Linked DNA regions of Homo sapiens: region 1 is linked to region 2. Evidence: read pairs that join two places in POLR2A ChIA-PET (ENCODE). Cell type or tissue: B cell. All regions are shown on one strand. Links, peaks and the distances in the headings refer to the core of each region. The heading gives the core; the rest is flanking DNA. Region 1 overlaps STX11 (syntaxin 11). Region 2 overlaps UTRN (utrophin).

Evidence for each region. ChIA-PET counts read pairs that join two places held together with the same protein. Peaks named below come from ENCODE experiments on the same cell type or tissue, not always from the same donor. Only the 100,000 strongest peaks of a DNase experiment are listed, where the experiment ranks them.
Region 1: POLR2A ChIA-PET joins it to region 2 with 11 read pairs; 2 of 35 experiments call an interaction of 5 or more read pairs at or near these places.

Annotation. Positions count from the first base shown.
Region 1 is chr6:144,179,450-144,182,378 of GRCh38, forward strand. All of the region lies in intron 1 of STX11 (syntaxin 11), which reads left to right. Among named protein-coding and RNA genes, the nearest start is that of STX11, 30 kb to the left of the region's middle. In B cell, for the core only: no CTCF peak of the experiment used is centred there; a DNase peak (open chromatin) is centred at 1,192; H3K4me3 peaks cover 673 bases.
Region 2 is chr6:144,443,662-144,446,590 of GRCh38, forward strand. UTRN (utrophin) reads left to right here. Exons shown (of 75, transcript NM_007124.3): 14 at 620-721. Among named protein-coding and RNA genes, the nearest start is that of SNORA98, 39 kb to the left of the region's middle. In B cell, for the core only: no CTCF peak of the experiment used is centred there; no DNase peak of the experiment used is centred there.

The sequences.
Region 1 (2,929 bases), core at 238-2,737, 260 kb before region 2:
TTCTTTAAGGGCTGTGTTACTATGGGGTATGCTAGAAAGGAACTGCTAAATTACAGTGACACTCTACCTGTGGAATTTCTAGGTGCCTCTGGTAGCGGGGATGTGTGGGCAGGAGGGACTGGATGAGGTGGTTGAGAAAGGGGTACACAGGGTGACCCCATGGGGCTGTGCAGGTTGTGATCTCACCACAGATGAGAGAGACTGGCAATCCAACCATGCTCAGCTCACCAGGATGCATGCCCTTGGGCAGGGCTTTATCCACCCAGAGAAAGGGCCCTTTCCTAGCTTTCACAAAGATACTATATAAGCCCAACACAAAACCTCATTAAGGCACCCTATAGACCAATAGTGGACCTTCTGATTTGTAATAATCACTTTAATCATATGTTTACAATTGGTATAAAATTAGGACATAGGAGGTATGTCATAGAATCTGAAAATCAGAACTTGGGTACTGTGCGTAAGTCCTGTATGGAGTGTATATCTTGGGGACAGGGTCTGTTTTGCTTCTGAAATAGCCGAATTCCATTTGCAAAGACTCTCTTTTTCTTTCTCTTTCTCTTTCTGTGTGTGTGTGTATCTACAAGCTGATCTCCATAATAAGCTTCACAAGGTTTGCTGTGTGCCTTGAGCTGCTCTGTATTGCATATTCCCATGTCTGAAAATTTCTCACTACTTGTAAAAATACTTTAACATCTTGCTGTGAAACAGGAAAAGGTTTTGTTTCCTGGTTTTGGCAAAATTTGCTTAATGCATATATTAGTCTTTTGGGGCTGCCTAATAAAGCTTCTCCTTTATTATCAGAGAGATACTATGTATGTCACTTTAAATAATTCCCTTAGAGGCATGTTGGGAACAATGACTTTCACAATTGTTCTTTGTAGCATCCAGTGTCTTGGTTATTTATGTGTGATATGGTTTGGCTGTGTCCCCACCAAATCTCAACTTGAATTGTATCTCCCAGAATTCCCATGTGTTGTGGGAGGGACCCAGGGGAAGGTAATTGAATCCTGGGGATTGGTCTTCCCTGTGCTATTCTCGTGATAGTGAATAAGTCTCATGAGATCTGATGGGTTTATCAGGGGTTTCTGCTTTTGCTCCTTCCTCATTTTCTCTTGCCACCACAATGTAAGAAGTGCCTTTCACCTCCCACTATGACTCTGGGGCCTCCCCAGCCATGTGGTACTATAAGTCCAATTAAACCTCTTTTCTTCCCAGTCTTGGGTATGTCTTTATCAGCAGTGTGAAAATGGACTAATACAATGTGATTGTCACCTCCACTCTTTGGTCTGCTGAGGTAGGTGGAAACCTGCTTTCTGAATTGTTCCTTCCTGATATGACAGAAAATTTTAAGATTCTATGTGCCAAATATAGTAGGCTATTCAAAGCAGGATCTAGGTCTCAATGGCTAGAATATTTAACTAATAGAATATCACCATCCTTCCTTGTTCCCTGTGAATGCTATCAGAGTATTTATTCATGTACCTGAGGGTGCCTCATCATAGTAAGCTCAGTCTTCAATTTTATTCATACTCCCATGCCTGCAACAATTATAATTTTCCATCATAAAATGAAGGGATCAGAATAAACTATTTCAAACATTCTTGATTCCTTTTCCTTTTGAGCTTCAGAGATTGTTTTTATGAAAGTGAGTTTTCAGCTGACTTTCTTATTTAGCCTCCATACCAGGGAGCCAGAAGGCAGTGCTTATGAAAGCCACCATCTTTCCAGTGGGGGAGAGAGGCCAGTAGCTACCCCTTTTCCTTCTCTATCAGGTTTTTGCTCATCGAGATTGCCCCCAAGCTAGGAATTATTATAAGTTCTCCAGAATTGCATGATAATTATGAATAAAAAGCTGACATGGGCCAGGTGCAGTGGCTCATGCCTGTAATCCCAGAACTTTGGGAGGCTGAGGCAGGTGGATCACCTGAGATCAAGAGTTTGAGACCAGCTTGGCCAACATGGTGAAACCCCATCTCTACTAAAAATACAAAACTTAGCTGGGCGTGGTGGTGCATGCCTGTAATTCAAGCTACATGGGAGGCTGAGGCAGGAGAATCACTTGAACCCGGGAGGCAGAGGTTACAGTGAGCCGAGATAGTACCACTGCACTCCAGCCTGGGCAACAGAGCAAGACCACCTCAAAAAAAAAAAAAAAAAAAAAAAAAGCTGACATGGTAGGTATCTATGGAATGGGTCACAAATTTGAGTATGCATTATAATCACCTGGAGATCATCCTAGGCCTACCGAATCAGAAACTCTAGGTGCCCAGGCATCTGTAATCTTTGAAGCTCTCCAGAAGATTCTGTCACCTCTTGCAGACCGAGGACCACTGAGCTACCATCATCTCTTTGTTCCTTTGTTTTCTCTTACACAAAACTTTATTGCTCAATGAAAAAAGGCTTAAGCAATACCCCCTTCCTTCCTTATTGGATCTGGTTTTCAGTACAGATTATATGCATGCCTGAAAAGAAAATTAGAAAGCAGAAGCAGATTTTTGGTAGTTGGTTGTCAATTTTCTTTTGAATTCTTCACCTCCATGCAAATTGAAGCAGGACTTATTTTTAGCAACTTGATGAATGCAATTTACCAAAGTTTATTACATTATCTTTTATTACAATAAGACAGGAAGGTCAGTGGAATTGTCTGATTTTTCTTTCTCATTTACCATAGTTCTCTTTCTAGGAACTCATAGTACAGAATCAAGCTATGGGATATATAGGTTATTTTGATTCTCTATTTGTGCCCACTTCTATATTTTTGTATAACTTCAGTAGTGTATACACTTTTAACCTTTTTGGAGACATTCTTAGGAATAGCAGTCTCTTCGTTGACTTTCTGTTGTAGTTTTCCTAATGTTTGCTCCCTGGTGACCAGGAGACCTTCTATGTCAGTGGAGACAACTCATCCAAGGCTGGCTGAGCCAAG
Region 2 (2,929 bases), core at 292-2,791:
GTATTGCTGATACTAGTAAGATTCTATTGCTAATTTATGTAACTTATGGGGAATTTTTTTATGGATCACATAATGTAAACAGAACAAATCATTTGATTTTTTTATTGTCTCATAAAAATTCTCTTATTCAAAACAGGTTTTATAAGTTAAACATTTTTCATAATTTTGGTACCACAGATGAAAATTTTCTTGGCATGTAAAAGAGAGTTAAGGAATATAACAGACATGCTGGTTTTTTTAGCTAAAAATTTGAAAAATTTGAAGCACAAAAAGTAGATATGTTTGTTTTATTTTTTAATAATATGTAAAAATGTCATATTCTCATAAAAACCACAATGAAATAGAAAGAGCAGGTTTGGAGTCAAAGATTCAGAGGATACAGTTCTATTATGTTAGTTTCTAGCTATGTGAAATCATTTGTTCAATTCTATGGAAATTAGTTTTTCTGATTCATACATTTCTAGGCCTAGTCTGTTATTTTAAAGCAATTTTTATAAAAATACTTTTTATAAGTTGTTATTCTATAATAAAGAACAATGGAAATCATGAATTTCTTCAAGGATTGTGATAACTCTCTCTTAAGGCTGTGTTGACAAAGGATGGTTTCTCCTTTTTCTAGAAACTTGGTGAGCGCTGGACAGCAGTATGCCGTTGGACTGAAGAACGCTGGAATAGGTTACAAGAAATCAATATATTGTGGCAGGAATTATTGGAAGAACAGGTATGAAACTGTTTTCCATAAGGGGCAAAATAAATGGTGAAAAGTAACCCATCTTTTATTGTGACTTTAGAATAAAGTTGCCTTGTTTACTTTTCTTTGAAAGGAAAATATATAAATAATTATTTTAAAGATCAAATTTCTATCCAGTTTATAACTGATCATGAAGCTTATTCACAGAGATTGTGTCATTTGGCTCCATTAATTTGACCTGTTTTCATTACTTGGAATGTTAGTACTTAGAAGATATGCTATTTTCATGATTTGTTTGACATCATAGTTATTAGTGGATTTGTGTTGGGTGATGTATTTGAATTTGTATCAACACAATGCCTAGCATATAATTTGTGCTCAGTAAATAATGAGTAATGAATCCACTCAACACACTGTGAACTTTAATTCCCTAGATTTTTTCTTGATTTTTAACAAGTATTGAAATTAATGAGAAAATATTATTTAGTCACACCTTTGATTTAACACTGGATTAATTGCATATTTTTTCCACTAAGTGTTATCACAGCAAATGAATCTGTTGTACAAAGCTGCCACCTTAATTTTTCAATAGGACTGGTGGCTCTTTGCCTGTTCTCTGTCTTTCCAGAAAAGCAACCATTGAAACAAAATACAAATAAACAAAACTTTTCTCCCCAAATGCCAAACAGTTGTGGTTTAAAAAATAAGTAGATACTGGCCGGGCAGGGTGGCTCACGCCTGTAATCCCAGCACTTTGGGAGGCTGAGGCAGGTGGATCACTTGAAGTCAGGAGTTCAAGACTAGCCCGGCCAACATAGTGAAACCCCGTCTCCACTAAAAATATAAAAATAAGCCAGGTGTGGCGGTGGGTGCCTGTAATCCCAGCTACTCAGGAGGCTGAGGCAGGAGAATTGCTGGAACCCAGGAGGCAGAGGTTGCAGTGAGCCGAGACTGTGCCACTGCACTCCAGCCTGGGAGACAAGAGCGAGACTCCCTCTCAAAAAAAAAAAAAAAAAAGCAAATACTCTATTCCCACATCTCTCAGTGTCCATTTTGATTCTTTTAAATGCATTTCATTTCCATCTATAAGAAGCAACTATATTCTCTTCAGGGGAAAAAACTCAAGTGTGTGATGTTTTGTGGCTTACTAAATATGGTGGCAGATAGTTGCAGAATTTGTCCAAATATAAATTGTTAATGACTACTTCCCCCCCCGCCCTCAATCTGTGGTCAGATTTTTCTTATTAGGAATCACAAAAGGGACCTGATTCTGATTTATGAAATGTTTACATTTCATGTTACAAATATTTACATTTCACTTTATAAATATTTATGTTTATTGTGAACCTTGTATTTAGGCCAAAAAGTCTCAGAATAGTTAAAATTTTACTTCAATAATGACAGTAGAAAGGCTGGGCGCGGTGGATCACGCTTGTAATCCCAGCACTTTGGGAGGCCGAGGCGGGCAGATCACTTGAGGTCAGACCAACATGTTGAAACCTGTCTCTACTAAAAATGCAAAAAATTAGCCAGGCCTGCAGTGGGCACCTGTAATCCCAGCCACTCAGGAGGCTATGGAGGCAGGAGAATTGCTTGAACCCAGGAAGCAGAGGTTGCAGTGATCCGAGATGGCACCACTGCACTCCAGTCTGGGTGACAGAGTGAGACTCTGTCTCAAAAAATAAAAATAATAGTAATAGTAATAATTGCAGTAGAAGACATCGATTGCTAGAGAAAACCATTGTGTTACTCTTCTATCCAGTAAAGTAATTGCAAATTTGGAAATAATTTTAATTTGATGATAAAAAACAGTTTAAAAATAGAGTGCTAGTATTTCAGTCACTTGTACCACTTTAGGTTTTAAACTGACCTTTCATCGTGTTCTATAATGATCTGACATTTTAACTATACCTTTTGTGTGTGTGTGTGTACTGTCTACATGTTCTGTCTGATGGCATCATTATTTATGTGCATATCTTACCAGCCTCACTAGACTGAGGACAGTATCCATTGGGGGGTGAAATATAGAGGCAAGGAATAGTTGTTAAATATTTAATTCATAAATAAAATTGCTGAGAAAGAATTGATTCCGTTGCAAATACAGAACCAAGTTGTTTTCCTCCCTACTAAATAGAAAAGGGTTTCCACCCTAAATGCTACATTTTGGGAGAAATTATCACAATGTAGCTACGGTTGTTTTCCATCCCTTCTTCAGGATTATCTCTCTACATGACTGAA